Linked DNA regions of Homo sapiens: regions 2, 3 and 4 are each linked to region 1. A link is an interaction called in ENCODE POLR2A ChIA-PET data of the cell type or tissue named here. Cell type or tissue: MCF 10A. All regions are shown on one strand.

Region 1 (4,000 bases):
TGATGCTGTTCACAGAAACTTGACATTTACAGAAATCAAACTTTAACCAAGAGGAAAACTGAAAGAACATTAATAATTACTCAATATAATTTGTGATTCCATAAAGCAAAATTGGAATTCCAGAAGAGCCTGTGAAGAACCTTTAAGAGTTATTTAGCCTGAGTGGCAAAAGGCAAAGCCACATATCACTTATCAATGTAGCTACAGGCTAGAGAACAATCATGTCTGCATGTCATGTAACATGGGAGAGGCTGTTGTCTGTCTCGTGTTCTTTTCAGAATCAAGCATCATTGTTCAAACAGAAATGTGTAGTGATTGCGCTTCATTAGGTAAGCATCCAAATTTATTACAAAATATGCTCAGAGTGGCCATTTCAGAAGACATGTCTGTCTCTGAAATAGAAAATTATATATATATAAAAAGACCACAGCAAAAAGGAATGACATGGGATATAATTTTTCTGTTCCTACCTATTGAAATATATCTCTGGTTCGTGTCTTTAGAAATTACCAAAGAGAAAAAGATGATCTCAAATGACTGAAATTACTTATAGACAGAAGGATATTAACCTCCTACGACATATTAAAAAGTTTGGGAGGGAGAAATTTAAGCTACACATGATATCTCTGGAAATTCCATTCTGTTTCATGCAAATGATCAGTGAAAGTTATAATGATACAAAGTTATGTCAATAATAGACTTTTAAAGAACCAGGTATAAATGGCAGTGTAAATATACAAATCATCTTGGTTTCTTTTAAATATTACCAAACAAATATGATCCTAGGACTAAGGCAGAAATTAGGGGGAAAAAGTCTCATAGCTTCTTTGTTGGTGATTAAGGGACCCTGAGGTAAAAAAAAAAAAAAGAAAGAAAGAAAGAAAGAAAAAAACCAACAAAAATCAAGAAGCAATGCTCAAGGTAATAAGTGCTTTCATGTTTCCAGTTCTCATATCTGAGGGCACTGGATCAAGCTAAAGGACAAAGAGATAAGGACAATATTGCAAGTTACAAACAAATGGCAGATAAAAGAGCTCTTCTGGGTTCTGATTAAGTGACAGCATTCTACACATTCTTTTGACTTGAGAAAGTCAGACTAAGAGCAGCGGCTAAGTTCCATGTGAAGCCCCGCTAAATAAGCGTATCTGCATGCTTTCACATTCTGGCAGGACAGGATTCCTCCCCTTTCATTGAACAGAGACATGTTCTCTGGGCTCACAGCAATAATGCGCCTCTGCTTCAACTTCCATAAAAAAGCATAAATGTATATGCTGAAAGCACAGAGAAGTTTTGTGCTTTGGGACGAGGTGGCTGGGAGCCAATGTTTACAATCCCCTGGGTGGGGAAGGCAGGCTGAAAGGCTCAGGACGGCAGGCTTTAAAAGTCTTTGCTGTTGCCGCCAGTGACCTTCGCCTCTGTTTTCAAAGCAGCTCTCACGTTAACCCCTTGGATTCTGTGTGCACTGGAGCTGCACAAAGGAAATACCTTTCTTTGAAGGACACCTCTCTCACGCACATCGGTTTCTGATTTCAGTTGGAGCAGCTCAGAAACACTGGATTAAGAAAGAAGCATGTATTCAATCTGCTGTCAGACCCACGGACATGTCAGCGGTATTGGATCTGGGTTTCGGAGTGTGCTCTGTTGTACAAAGTGAAAGTTTCCAGCTTTAGGCAATGGACTCAAGGTTATAAACCAGGGGATTGTGAAACATGAGCATATTTGGTCTCCAGGGGAGAAGGAAGCATCCAATTTATGCAGAAATGCTCTTTTCCCAGCTAGCCAATGAGAGGCGAGGCTACAAGAGTGGGCTTCCTATTGGGATCTCCTGACTAGAAGAATGGTGCTTAAAATTAAAGACAGGCTAAATTGCTAACAGGCCAACTTAAAAAGCAGCTGAAGAGAAAACACCAATTGTAAAAATGAAAAGGGAGTTTTCCCGTTATGAAATCAAAGCTGACCACATTTAGCTTATTATTATATGTTGTTGTTTCACGGGGAAAGAATTAATAATCTTTTATTCTTAATGCTAAGAAGATCCTACAAAATCTTACCATATATGTGTATTTTTTTAATAGTCTTTACTAAGTTACTCAAATGATGATATTCAAGAGTGGTATTATTTAAGGCCTCAAAATGTTTTCAGGACACAAGATTTACTTTGAAAAAACTGGTTTGATATGTCAGGGACCAGATCAAATGATTTACTTTGAAAAAACTGGTTCGATATGTCAGGGACTAGAACAAACGCTTTGGTCTATGAGAAATTTTGTGGATTTAAAGATGTTTGTCATCTAAACATTGATCATCATGGACAGTGTCACCCCTTTATTGAATGGACAGCATATGGAATCCTGGGGTCATGAATTGTGCAATTCTAATATTCAGAGTCTATGAACTCCTAACACATTTCCTGTCTTCAAGAGGATTAAGATTTCTGGAGAAGAAAATGAAAAGCAACATACACCAGAAAATTTAACCGATTCGCAAAAAAGTCATTAAGTCTTACTAAAATCATCCAATCAAATATGAGACAGGAATGAGAGAGAGAATTTTCTCTTCACATTTGGAGATGAAGCCTGGCCTCTACGTTACCAGGCAGCCATCTATAATGTCACAAAGTACATGTATACTATAGCTGGAAGTCATCTTAGGAATATTTGAGAGAACTGTTTTTCAGGACTAATAATTGGCTCTTAATAAGTGCTTCGGAAGACAGTTAATAACATTTCAGCTTCTCGAAGAATGCTTAATAGTAATCATAACTATCGGCCTGGCTTTCATTACAGACCAAACAACCTGTTCCTTGTTATCTATTGTGGAAGTCAATGGTGATTAAGTAAATATATTTTACTCTAATGCAGAAACTGACTAGAAGGAATGTTTTGAGAAGCTCAAAGAAACCCCAGAGCTGCACAACAGAGAAGACATAGCCAAAGAAAAACAGTCGAAGTTTATCAAGAGTCTTCCGTACGCCTGGCACTTCACTAAGGACTTCACACATTTTATGTTACTTAAACATAAAAACTTGTGAGATAGGCACATAATTTTTTACCCATATTTTAGGTAAGATACTGATATTCAAACATGTTAATAACTACAGTAGTCCCACAACTAGCCACTTGTCAGAGATACAATCCAAACCCAGGTCTAACTCCAGAGTCTGCAAGTAACCACTGAGTATGACAACCATGCAGGCAGACAGCCCTCTACCACTGCAGAGAAGCCCCCGGGAAACATATTTCACAGCTCTAACCAATTGGTGTACATTGCAATTACTATTTTATTGGGGACTCCAAGGCATGTCAATCTTTTAAGAAGGAGGCTGTGTTCAGTTGGAGATTTTTCATCGTATTACTGAATTAAAAGTCACATATGACTTCTATCAGAGGTGAAGAAGCTGCAATACTTGGTTTCTGCAATAGATTTACTAACATTTATATATTAATTTCACATTTTAAATGGAATCTAAAAGTAGCAGATGAAATTATGCTATCACAAATTTTCATGTTTTACAAGCCAGTTGGAAAATGTTTTATTCACAGGCTACAGGATCCATATTCTCATCATTCCCAGTCTGGGCCCCTCACTCCTACCCAAAGCTTTTAAGATGTTGTTTCTTATTTGTCTCCATAAATGAATCTTGTCTTAAAAAAAAAACTGCTGTGAAATCAAAGAAAATAATTGTTGCCATCTTTTACAGTAATGACATGTCACTTAAAAAGTTTTCAGCTTAGACTCCGTTTTCTGAAGCAGCTTCTATGAACTAATAACCTAACAGCTCTCCATGAACTTTAATTATTGCAATAGAATTATTAGGCACCACCAGTTACAACTGAACTCCTCCACACACAGTATAAAGTTAAAACTGTACAAATGAAGCCAAAATATGCACAGCTAAAAGGAATGTTACAGGGGGGCCTCTCTTAGCGAACAAAGCAAGCTCAGTTTGGCTCTTTTTCCCTCGCGCTACCACATCCGCACATCGTTAGCTGGAAAATTC
Region 2 (4,000 bases), 110 kb after region 1:
GATACACATCTCCTTATAAATATATCTACATAATTATATGTAAGTTTATATCTATCTAAAAATAAAATGTATTTAACTCTGCATCTCTCTATATAGATATATATCAATATATATAATAGGTATAGATATAAATACATATTATTTTTCTTCTGGTTTCTCATTATTTTATTCTCCACCTAAACTTCCTGCTTGCCCTTCACTAGTACTATCTCAACCTTTCCCTCCATAAATAAATTTAAAAAGTGAAATTTTATACCTAACCAAGCATAATTCAGCAATTGACTTCGTGTTTCCATTGGACATGACACAAGGCCTTCTCTTATCTATCATGATGAACAGTCAAACGGTATAACCAAGCGAAAATTTTATTAACTATAATTCTCTAGTAGCAAGCATAGGCATCATTCATCATAACTACCATTTTATTAGGGTACAATAAAGGATATATCTTGAAGTATCTTCTCAATGCTCAACAAAGATTAAATTATGAGTTTTAGTGTTAAGTGTATTTTATCACATTCTAATCCTTTGAAAAGGGGACTCAGAAGAGATGGCAACTTTCTAATAACTAAGCTTTCTTATTAACTGGACTGCTCTATTCCTCAATTACGCAAGTTAACAGATGACTCCCCTGTAAATTAAAAAGAAAATAAAAAAAACTAGACACCTCATATGGTATTTTTCTTCTTTATGTTTAGTGATAGTTAAGTAGAACTCCTGCTATTGCTCAATACACAGAACACTCATTAAATCAGCAGATGAGTAAAATGCAAAGTGAACCAAAATGCCAGTTACTGTGTTGCTGCGGGGCAGCATCAGAAGCCTGCAGTCTGAAGCATATGCTCCCAATTCTCAGATTTCTATAGCAGCATCTGAGAGAACACACAAGAAAAGAGGGAGGTTTCTTTGCTTTTGCCTATATTGGCCAGTATTCTCACATTTAGAATGCTTGATACCATAAGGTATAGTCGGCCAAATAGTTTGGTAGAAATGTTACAGACAGATCTGAAACAAATGATTCACTTAAAGTGCCTTCTATAAAGTAAATGCTGCTTAAATAATTCACTATTAATTGGACAGGTATTCTGCCTAGTAAAAACTGTGTTTGTATATTCTGTTTATCTATCTTCTTGCATTATTTGCTATTTATTTAAATCATCAATGGAGTTAAATCCAATGTGCAATTTTCCAATGTCCTGAGCCCTTCTGAAAATTGTATGCTTTGGAATGAAATTCTTCATGTGATTTCTCAAGTATTTTGAGGTAGGGTGGTTAGATGAACAACCAGAACATAACCCATTTTCAGCTGGGAGGATAGTCAAATAAACAAAAATATGTTTCTGAATGAAAGATATTCAAAGGAATACATATTACTGCATATTTTCAGTATGATTATGTAACAAGACTCCATTTCAAAGCTAACTTTTTGTTTGGATTACATGTGCAAAAAGGTCAGGGCTATGTTTTCTGTAGGAATTTTTACTTTTGCTTATTTGGAAGCAGTTAAAGGGCCAGAAATCCTGGCTATTTAGAGGCCTCTGTAAAGATGAAAACACATAAACACATTTAACAATAAATATTTGTATTTTAAATATAGGCATATTTTTGCTATACTATAGCTATTTCCTTCACTGCAAACCACTGGTTTAAGATTTCCTTTAATAATGAAGATATATTTCTAAAGAAATATATCTAGATAATCTATAAAATGGTTTTTAAATTGTTTCATAAATTGTAAAACAAATTGGCTGTCAACATGGAGAAACTCTCAATAGCCCAGGAAAACTCAGGCTTAAAAAGTTTCAAGGTTTCCTGGAACTTTCAATGTTTTCTGAAAATTTTCATCTCCAAATGTGCTCAATGTTAATAATTTTAGAGTCTAAAAATTGTGGCTGATCCTAAATATAAAACTAATTGACAACGACAATCTGGTTTCACTCATGGTAGACCTATTCTGGACCATTCAGAAAGTGATGAGGGACCCAAGGGGCAGATCCACAATTACCTTCCCTTACTTGGCCTTACTGGTCACTAAGCCTTTCCTAAAACCAAAGCTGCAAACAGTGCAACTGAAGTTTGAACTCCATTTCCTTCCACTCCTGCCCTACTTATTAGGTTGCACAGAAACAATAAAAGACCAAATGAGTTATAGCAGGACTGCTCTTACTTGAGAGGTAAGGGTATATTTATTTATAGTCCAGGGTCAAAGCTACTTCCTTAGATTGTGACCATCTTAAGAACAAAAAGTATCTAATCCAGTGTGAAATATAATGGTTCATACCTAGTACCATTAACTAATTAAAAACAGAAAGGAAAGACTGCAAATTTTTGATGATGAAGAAACCAAAGGTTCCCTGAAACTCTCAGTTTGAACCAAGGTCATTCGATATCATTAGCCAGAGTGTGGCTGAAAAGAGAAACCAGGAAGTGCTGAGTCATCGTGAGCATATGCAACATCCTCGTCAGCACTTCTGGTGCCAGATTCAAAGGTATGCGTACTTCCTTTGACCTGCTACTCTTCCATCCTTTTCTCAGTAACGCAGGGTAGGTCATGGAAAGCTAACTGCCACCAAGTTGAGAAGCAGCATGAACCCTAACAAATAACACTACTTAACACTGTCAATTCTATATGCTGGTCTCTAGATATGGCTATGAAAATAGATTGTTTGAAAATATATATGCGTGTGTATGTGTGTGTATATGTATATCATTTACTATCTGTCAGAATTAAGCCATTATACCTCTAGTTTCCAGTAAGTCAAGATAGCTTCCTCTTCAAATAAACAGCATGCCTTTGTCAGCATGCAGTTTATGTGCATTTAATTTGCCAAGCAGGTCTTACTAAAACAGTCAAATCCAAATGACCTTTGCATGACTGAAACACTTGTAGTATTAGGTAGAAAAACTATATAATAGGGGAAATAACACCCTGGAGTCAAAAGGCTTGTGGTCTAGTCCTGACTCTGCCAGCAGACAGTTGACCTTGAGCAAGTCATTTACGTTGTCTGTTTCTTTATCTGCAAGACGGGAATAACAATCCTCCCCCAGTCTCCCTCACTGCTGCTGTGAACGTAATTATATTAACAGCACTTAAGAAGTAGACAACTGTCATGACGAAAAGAAGTGATGAATTCATTACATATTTTTTAAAAAACAAAACTTCAGTCTCAGGCTAGCTTCTATGCATTTTATTAGAAACATACAATAATTTTACTGGATTTGAATGTTTAAGTTGTCACCCAGGTTGGAAGTGACATAAGAAGATAAACAGTAATAGTAAGTAGATGGGCAGAATTCAATAGTAAAGGGCTATATAAATATACTTCAAAAAAAGCAATTATAGGCCGGGTGCAGTGGCTCACGCCTGTAATCCCAGCACTTTGGGAGGCTGAGGTGGGCGGATCACGAGGTCAAGAGATTGAGACCATCCTAGCCAACATGGCGAAACCCCATCTAAAAATACAACAATTAGCTGGGCATGGTGGTGCGTGCCTGTAGTCCCAGCTACTCAGGAGGGTGAGGCAGGAGAATTGCTTGAACCCAGGAGGCGGAGGTTGCAGTGAGCCGAGATCGCGCCCGGTGACAGAATGAGAACCCCCCCAGCGCCAAAGAAAAAAAAAGGCAATTATATAGGAGAAATATCAAAATAATACTTTATTGAGAGAAAGAAAATTTGAAGTAACATAAATAATCAGTACCCAGCATTTTCTCATAGAATTTCCACAGGTCTCCAGCATTGCTTTCTGCAGTATTTTACTCATTGGACATTCTTCAGCTATATAAATAAGCATTGTGAACGAGCCTGGGATTCAACTACAGTTATAATGTTGTATCTACTAGAAATCCTGAGTGCTCAAACCCCAATGTAGCAGGGTACTTTAGGCAAACATCGTTTTAGTCCCTTCACCATCCTTGTACACTGAGACACGTGGCTGAAAATATTTACGCCCTCCTTACCGTGTGTAAAAACAAAATGAAAAGATTCTTTCTTGGCCTTTGA
Region 3 (4,000 bases), 140 kb after region 1:
AATAAAACAAGAACTTCCGTCTTAAAATTGTAGTGGTGGAATTCATCCTTCGGGATGTATTAGGTGATTCCCCTAGGACGACAGCTGAGTTACAGGGGGCTAAATATACCCTCCCCTTTTCCCTCCAATATCACAAAGAGCCCCAAAAACGGATTTTGTTGTTTTTAACAAATAAAATACACATGAAAAAAAGTCATCTATAGGTTTTTATATATAATCTCATCTTCTAAAACACTCATTCTCCTTCACTAGCTAGGCCGAGGTATAATGCGGTCTTAACTTTATAACCATTTACTGCCTTATTTATATATTTATGATTCTTTGATGCCTTCTAGCTTGAGTCTAAACTGCGTTGGGAACAAAGCACCGCACAAATCACCAGCCTGGGATAAGAGGAGACAAGTTAAAACCTCCCAAGAAGATTCTGTAGATATTTGGTCTCTCTGAGTCTGTAGAGAGTTTGGTATTTCAAAGGTCAGTCTTGGGTCTCTCCACTTTGATGACTAATGTTAAATTGTTTGACTTTTTACAAAAATATTTAGCTGTGCTTATTTACATCATTTCATCCTCAGCGCACACAGTAGGCATGTATTTGTTGAACAGAAGCCCTAAATGGATGAGAAAAAAGATATTTCTGCTACACATTTTCTCAAGATCGAGAAAGGTAAAATCACAACCCAATTTGCAGAAGTTTCTAGGCATTCCTTTTCAATGTAAAGCTATGCATCTCTGTTTAAAAAAGAAAAGGATGACACAACCAAACAATGTCAACCACACAATGGGGAAATTCCAGGATCACTAAGAAAACACCATTATCCTAAGTCACACATTTTCATTTAATACTGGTTACCACACAGGAGAGAGTAAGAACTGCTGTCTCCCCACCCACTCGCACAATCCATCTGGGAAAAGCATGGGCAGAACATTTATGATCTAACCATACCACATCTTGGACTCACATTTAACCCTTTGGAGAATTAGTCTAAAGAGTATGTCCGCCCAGAGATATAAAGTAAAACAGACACAGGGATAACAGTTTTGGAAGAAATTTTTATGACGCTGTTTGAGATTGGGCATCAGCACTCAAACTCCTTAGACCACCAGGAGTCATTCTTACTACGCAACTTTAATAAAGAGAAACTGAGAGTATGACTGGCAAAAATATTATGATGTTTCTGCATCTTGTTAACCTGATTTACACTTGGCTCCACCCATAAAGTTCCCACTGATTATCACACGGCATCCTCATTCTCCAGTCTCACCTACTCTGTCTTTCAAAAATTCCCCAACGGCATGGCCACGAAAAATATGCGGGGGCTAGCGGGGCATGTCTCAGGTTGGCTTATCCTGTCCCTAAAACGCACCCACTTCCCCCAGACCCTCCTTCAGGGTGGGCAGGGAGAAAACGCTTCTAAGTTGCACAGCTGCAGGGAAGCCTGCTCAGGTCATGTTTTTTTGACTTGTCTTTCGGCTCGCTGTCTGGCAAGGTCACCGGCTCTGGCTCGCGGCTCTGTCGACAAAACTTAACTCTCACTCTGTAAGACCAACAGGTCGCGCAGGACCTCCCCAGTCGCCCTCTGCCCCGCACCTTTCTGGGCCTGAGGATTCCCGGCTCGGCCCTCCCCGCGCGCGCGAGGCCCCAGATGGCGAGGGCGCAGCTCCCTGGCTCACCTGACCACGTTGGGGTGCTCGAAGGTCTCCAGGTGCCTCAGCACCGCCACCTCGCGGATGGTGGAGAGCGGCATGCCCTCCTCGCCGGTCTGCACCCGCACGCGCTTCAACGCCACGAAACGGCCTCCGTTCTTCAAGTCGCGGGCCTTGAACACCTTCCCATAGGCGCCCTCCCCGATCTCCGCCACGCATTCGTACTGCTGGTCAGCGCGGCACAGGCCGTCCTTCTCCATGCCGCCTGGACGCCGCCCGCCGCGGCGCCGCTGGGGCGGGCGGGGGGTGCGCTCAACTAGCTGGCGGCCGCCGCTCGCCTACTCCGGGGCTCCCCGGAGATCGGTCTAGCTTTACTTGCTCCCCGCCGGCTCAGGCGCTCGGGCGCTGGGGCTTTCGCCGCTGCAGAAGCTGGATGGAGAGACCTCCCCGCGGGGCTGGCGTAACCCTGGTGCCGCCGCCGCGAAACTCCGCCTGCAGAGTCGCCGCCGCCGCCGCCGCCGGAGGAGCGAGCCGATCCCTCCTCTTCCCTCCTCGAAGCGAAGTCCTCAACACAGACACGATTACATAGCCTCTGCCCAAGCGCGTCTCAGTCCAGAATCATTGCACCTAAAGGAGGAGACGGGAGGATAAGAAGAAAGTGCAATCAGACAGCCCAGAAGCCTTCCTCGGGGTTCCTCCAGACTCCCCTCCTCCTCCTTTACGAAGCCTCCATCGCTACCCTCCGCGCGCTCCTGCCCTCTCCCAAGCCGCTTAATCCTTCCTGGTTCCTCCGAGAAAAGCGAAGTTACTTTTCTTTCCCTGCAGGGCTGAAGCCGTCTTCGCGCGGAGAGGTTGCAGGGGCCCCTCGGGGATGAGCGAGCGGCGCGGGACGCAGTGGAACGGGAGGGGGCGTGCCGAGCAGCCCAGAGTGTGCCGGGAGCGCGGGGGAGGGGAGGCGCCGGGCACGTCAATGTCACGGCTTAATATTTATCCCTATATCATTGTGTTGCGCCGCTACCCTCCCCGCCTCCTGAGGCCCGGACGTGCAGGGAGACGGGGTCCAGGGGTGCCGGAGGGCGTTCAGGGGTCGCGCACAAGCTGGAGCGGAAGGACTGTGGGTCCATCCGTGTGGGGCCGCAGAATGTGGGTGGGGGCTCCCAGGACCCTGTAACCCGATGCTGGGAGTGTGCGAGAAGGGGTGGTCAGACATCTGCTCAGAAATTGCTTCCTTTCTTTCTACTTTCAGTTTTTCTACGAGGAGACATTTAAAAACGACTCGCATACACAAATGGTCTTTTTGGGGTAAAGGAGTCTCGGTTGGAAACGGAATTCTCTCTCCGGCTGGGAGGACCTCCCTGGTGGAAACCTTGGGAAGACCAGCCATCTGGTCGGGGAGGGTTGGGGCTTATCGGGGGTGGGCGAGCGAGCGGTCCTGGGGGAGGGGAGACACCGTCCCCCACGGGATCCCAAGGGTGGGAGAAAGGGGTGTTCGCCACAATTTCGCTTGTCGTCTCCTTAAAGAATAACTTCAGGAAGGGGATAGCATAATCGCGCCTCGTCCTTAAGTTTTAAACTGATTTCGACCTGAGCAAAACTCAACCTCCCTTTCAAAGGGTGGGGGGTGGGGGGTTAAATCCTGCGCCTCCAGGGGTGAGAGAGAAGGTCTCTGTCCTCGGGGCCCGGACTCGCGAACCTTTTCCCATTCCCAGGACCTCCCCGCTGTAGGTAGCAGAGGTGGCTGCCCCATTCCCCCTCCGGCTAAAGGCCCGGTCCAGTCTGCAGCCGGACGCCCCCGGAGCCCTCTGCACAACAAAGCGCCAGAGTAGGGTACCCTAACTTTCCCTCCCCATTCAGCAGCTATCTGGGACCTAGGGGGCCTCCCTCCTCCAGGGCCGCCGCGGCCTCGGCAGGACTTTCACCACGACGGCCGCATGTCCGGAATTCCCGGGGCACCTCGGAATTACCTGCCTCGCAACCGCTGGCCCGCTCGCCTTTTGCCAGGAATTAAACAAACGGCGCGACCCCCACGATGAGCGGGTGGAGCGGACCGCGGCGAGAGCAGAGCTTCTGGCACTCACTACATTCAGAACTTTCCTTAAAAGCCGAGGAAAGAGCCCCCAGGGACTGCCCGGGGGTCTGAGCCAGGTCGAGGGCCACACAGGTAGCCGGGGAGCCGCCGCCGGCCGCCCAACCCGCCTGTCCTGCATCCCCCCAACCCCCTCCCGCTCGAGTCTAGCCCCGGGCTCCGCAGCGAAGGAAGCGTCGGGGACGTCCCACCCCCGCAGGGAACTGCGCCTGCTGCCCCCGCCGGGCCCCGCACTGCCCTGGCTCTCCCCCCACTCGCCCCCCAGACGGT
Region 4 (4,000 bases), 70 kb after region 1:
TCTCCATGTTTTGCCATATTGTTGAATTCCTGGGCTCAAGTGATGCGTCCTCCTTGGTCTCCTAGAGTGTTGGGATAACAGGTGTGCACCACTGCGCCCAGCCCACTTTGTCATTTCTGACATTCAAGGAATTCTCTTTTACTCCCTAAACTCCAAGTGTCACAGTGCCCAGATGCTAAGTCCTTAATTAAATATATGAATCCATATTCAGGCCAACCTCTCCTCCTCACTTGATTTACCGTAAGAATCAATCTTTCAGGACAATTTTGCTTCTAGAGGGTGATGATGAGGAAGAGGAAGAACAGAATGACAGTAACTACAACATTATTCTACATACTGAAGACACCAGATTCTCATAACTGGCACTATGGGGTTTGCAAGGCTTCATTATACAACTTTTTGTGAAACCACATATTCATTCAACAATTACTTACTAGAACCAGTAATTACTTACTTAACTGCAATGAAACGATTGTTTAATTTTTTCCACCTTGCTTAGGAATGAGGAATAAGATACTATCTCAGATAACTGATGGATACCTACTTTGTATGCCTTTCACTGATTTAAAATTTTGTAATGACAATATTGCAAATTGTTGGCAATTGCTCTAGTAGAATGGTCCTTTTTTTCAACTTAATATATATGGGCATCTGAAATTTCTGGGTAAGAATGATAAAATCCAAATGAATAAATATAGTATAGTACTTCAAAGATTTAAAAAAATAACTTATTCCTTTGAAGCTTCTAGTTCTCGTGATGGGAATGGGGAAGACAGCATACAATTGGGATATAGGGAAAGTAATTTTAAAATGAAAAACATGTATCACTACAAAATTATTTTTTAGATATATACTCCTGAGATACGAGAATAGGGTCTAAAATTCATGACATCCATCCGTCTCTTCACTGAGCTTAGTTCTCCATCCTTGGTATAAAACATATTTAAGCGTCCCACCCCGGGGAAGAACAATTTCTGGAATTCAGTTAGTATTTTTGGAATTAGTACTATTTTAAGGAGAATATATCTTATAGTTTTGGTAGGATCAGTTATTGGTTTTAGACTATTTCTAAACCAAGCTATATTCTTAGCTACAACACAGATAATCCCAGAATCCCGGCCCACCACAGAGAACTGAATGCGCAAGTGCAAAGTGAATGTGCCAAGATACAACATACCTTCAGCTTATTTTTCTGTAATATAAATATTTAAAAATTTTATCCTTGAAAAAGTACCATTTCCTGGCTTGTACAATGGTGGTATTGATGCATACATTTCTGAGTTAATTAGAAGATAAACACCTAGTACAGTTACAAACACATGTTTACTGAGGATCCCCTATGTTCCAGGCAGTATGCTGGCCCTGGAGCTAGTGCAATGGACTAGAGTCTTGACTTAAAGTCTCATCTAGTTGGGAAAGATTAAAAAACAAACATAAAAAATAAATGAGATAATTTCAGCTAAGTGCTATGAAGAAGAAGATAAAATAGGATAATGTGGTGTAATGTGATAAACTATAACTAGATGTGGAGTTGTAGCTGAGAGGGTCAGAGAAGGAATGATGAAGACATGACATGAGCTAGAGGGTGTGGAGCATTCCAAACAGATGAAAAATCAGCACGGACAAATGCCGAGCTAGAAGCAAGCTGGAGGAACAGAAAGAAGGCCACTGTGGCTGGAGAACCGTGGGCCCAAGGAAGAGTGGAGGCAGATCAGAAAGGCAGGGGGTGGGGAGCACTAGATCATGTAGGACTTCTGATTTTATTCTACAGGTCATGAGAAACCACTGGAGCTAAGTTTTCAGTAGGGAAGTTAGATAATTTTATTTCTGCTTTAATAAGGTCCCTCTGGTTGTTATACAGAGGATGGTCCATAAAGGGGCAGGAGCAGAAGTGGTGTGTTGAGTTAGGAAGCTGGTTGATGGGTTAAACTAGAACTATAGCAATGAAGATATTGAGAAGTAGTCAGATTGGGGATATCTTTTGGGGATAACACCAAAAGCACTTACTGATGGATTGGATGAAGACTGTGAAGGAAAGCAAAAAATCAAGAATTATGCCTAAACTTGGGGCTCAAACAACTGGCAGATAGGGAAGGCTTGAGTTTGGCAGAGGATTCTCGGTCAATGTTTTACATGGTTAGCTGACTATCTGTACCAAGAGCATGTGGGAGACGTCAGGCTGGAGAATAGGTATTTGAAGATTCTGGACTAAATGACATCACTTGATTAGAAAGTGTAGCCAAGGAAAAGAAGAAGGCTGACAGTGAAGCCTTGGATGTTCCCATGTTTAGAGGAAGAAGAGCCAAAAAAAGAGACTGCAACCAAGGAGTTTAGCACAGGCTAAATTTAGATGAGAAATAGCCTTCCTTCTACGCAGAAGAGCACTCTGCTATCTGTTGCCATGGTGATATAAACGGGTATATACTACCTGCAAGTTTTAATGGACTTTGTAAACAGATTCAATGCCTAGGGTGAGGAAGCATTTTCTAAAGAGATTCTAACTTATCTGTTATTAGCTGAATCTAAGTGTCATTTGCCTATTTAGTGAGTCATTATTTATTTAGTGAGTCAGTCTTACAGTACCTTTAGAAAGAAACTAGCTTTTCTTAAACCCATATTTCCTATCCCCCTACCACCACTATCAACCCCCTGTACCCCACCAAAGGTTCCCTTGGCTCTGCATAGCTCTGCCCCAGCTTCCTTTTAGTCCCTGGCTTTAGGCTGTCTCCAACCTAAGTCCCAAGATTCTTTCATTTTTAGTTCTGCTGCTCTTTTACATTAATGTAGCTTTTTATAGGATTGGAGATTTTAAAAAACCTACTAAATAGCTGTTATATTTTTTGTTAGGATACATACACATGCATAATTCTGTCCTCTTTCTCTTCTGATATTTTCAGCTACTATAAGGGTTAGGAATTTGCAAAAGGATTTATTTCTGAGAGTCTTCAGAATCTAGACTGCATAAAAATGTTCTCCTTTAAGAAGTTGCTTGAGTTACTGAGTTTTCCCTTGGAATGAAAGATACTTGAAAGCACAATATGTATGTTCCTGATTGGAGCAGAGGGAAACAAATGGAAATTATTAGTAAGATTACACTGAAATCTTACTAATTAGAAAGGTTACACTGAAGATTTTATTTCTCTCTACACTTTAGATCTGGGCTTCTGACTTTAGTAGTATAAACTCCCACAGTTGTTAGAGCTCACTCACTCTACATTTCCCCCTGAATTTGGAATATACTCAGTATTGACTCACTATTCTTCCATCCTTCAAATCATCTCTCCTATTCCACTCAGTGGTCAGCTGCTGGCACTGCTTTGATTTATCCCCCTGTCTACTCTCAGGCTGGCTGCTTAATTTTTGCTTAGCAGTATAGTCTTTAAAAAAAAACCCCAAATTTCAAAACTCTCAGTATGTGTGGGGGCAGAGGGGTGCAGAGTGGGGAGGGGCAGTAAAGTTGTGGTTTCTGTGGAGAAAATATTTCTTTGGAGTCAAAAGACTATATTAAAAGCTCGTCTTCCACAGAATATAGGTCACATTCCTGGTAAAAGTTTGGATGCCTGTTTTTTAAAAAAAACAGAATGTCTCTAAACACCATAGTTAATATACTATAAGTGATATACTTTGAATAAGGCATAATAAGGGTCTACAATGTGCATAAATCAACTAGGTAAAACATTATAATAACCAATACTGTAAAAAGCTACATTAATGGAGAAGGGCAGAAGAACTAAAAATGAAAGAATCTTGGGACTCAGGTTGGAGAGAGCCTAAGGCCAGGGTAAGCTGGGGCAGAGTTCTGGAGAGACAAGGGATGCTGAAGGTGGGAGGCTGATAGCGGTGGTGGGAGTTTGTAGAGGGGTAAACAGTGAAAACAAAGGATATAGAAAACACAGGGTCTTGAGTGCCAAAAAGAAAATAAACTGGGAAACCACGTTCGCAAGTTAAAAGCCTTGAAAGATCTACTATACTGTGAGGAGTGAACTATTTTAAGTCAAAT

Evidence for each region. Peaks named below come from ENCODE experiments on the same cell type or tissue, not always from the same donor. Only the 100,000 strongest peaks of a DNase experiment are listed, where the experiment ranks them.
Region 2: POLR2A ChIA-PET joins it to region 1 with 18 read pairs; 4 of 35 experiments call an interaction of 5 or more read pairs at or near these places.
Region 3: POLR2A ChIA-PET joins it to region 1 with 19 read pairs; 23 of 35 experiments call an interaction of 5 or more read pairs at or near these places.
Region 4: POLR2A ChIA-PET joins it to region 1 with 15 read pairs; 9 of 35 experiments call an interaction of 5 or more read pairs at or near these places.

What each region holds. Positions count from the first base shown.
Region 1 is chr7:92,694,418-92,698,417 of GRCh38, forward strand. The region is part of intron 4 of CDK6 (cyclin dependent kinase 6); the gene reads right to left. Among named protein-coding and RNA genes, the nearest start is that of FAM133B, 110 kb to the left of the region's middle. RefSeq lists an enhancer at 983-2,182. In MCF 10A, no CTCF peak of the experiment used is centred here; a DNase peak (open chromatin) is centred at 1,684.
Region 2 is chr7:92,807,449-92,811,448 of GRCh38, forward strand. All of the region lies in intron 2 of CDK6 (cyclin dependent kinase 6), which reads right to left. Among named protein-coding and RNA genes, the nearest start is that of CDK6-AS1, 27 kb to the right of the region's middle. RefSeq lists enhancers at 1,934-3,133, 2,122-2,171, 2,362-2,506, 2,622-2,731 and a cis regulatory region at 2,429-2,439. In MCF 10A, no CTCF peak of the experiment used is centred here; DNase peaks (open chromatin) are centred at 773 and 2,453.
Region 3 is chr7:92,831,420-92,835,419 of GRCh38, forward strand. CDK6 (cyclin dependent kinase 6) reads right to left here. Exons shown (of 8, transcript NM_001145306.2): 2 at 1,672-2,271. The coding sequence starts at 1,904. Among named protein-coding and RNA genes, the nearest start is that of CDK6-AS1, 3.1 kb to the right of the region's middle. RefSeq lists an enhancer at 1,402-1,902 and silencers at 1,721-2,040, 3,737-3,986. In MCF 10A, a CTCF peak has its summit at 1,715 (motif pointing left); DNase peaks (open chromatin) are centred at 852, 1,702, 2,302 and 2,562.
Region 4 is chr7:92,764,334-92,768,333 of GRCh38, forward strand. All of the region lies in intron 3 of CDK6 (cyclin dependent kinase 6), which reads right to left. Among named protein-coding and RNA genes, the nearest start is that of CDK6-AS1, 70 kb to the right of the region's middle. RefSeq lists an enhancer at 1-406. In MCF 10A, no CTCF peak of the experiment used is centred here; a DNase peak (open chromatin) is centred at 1,618.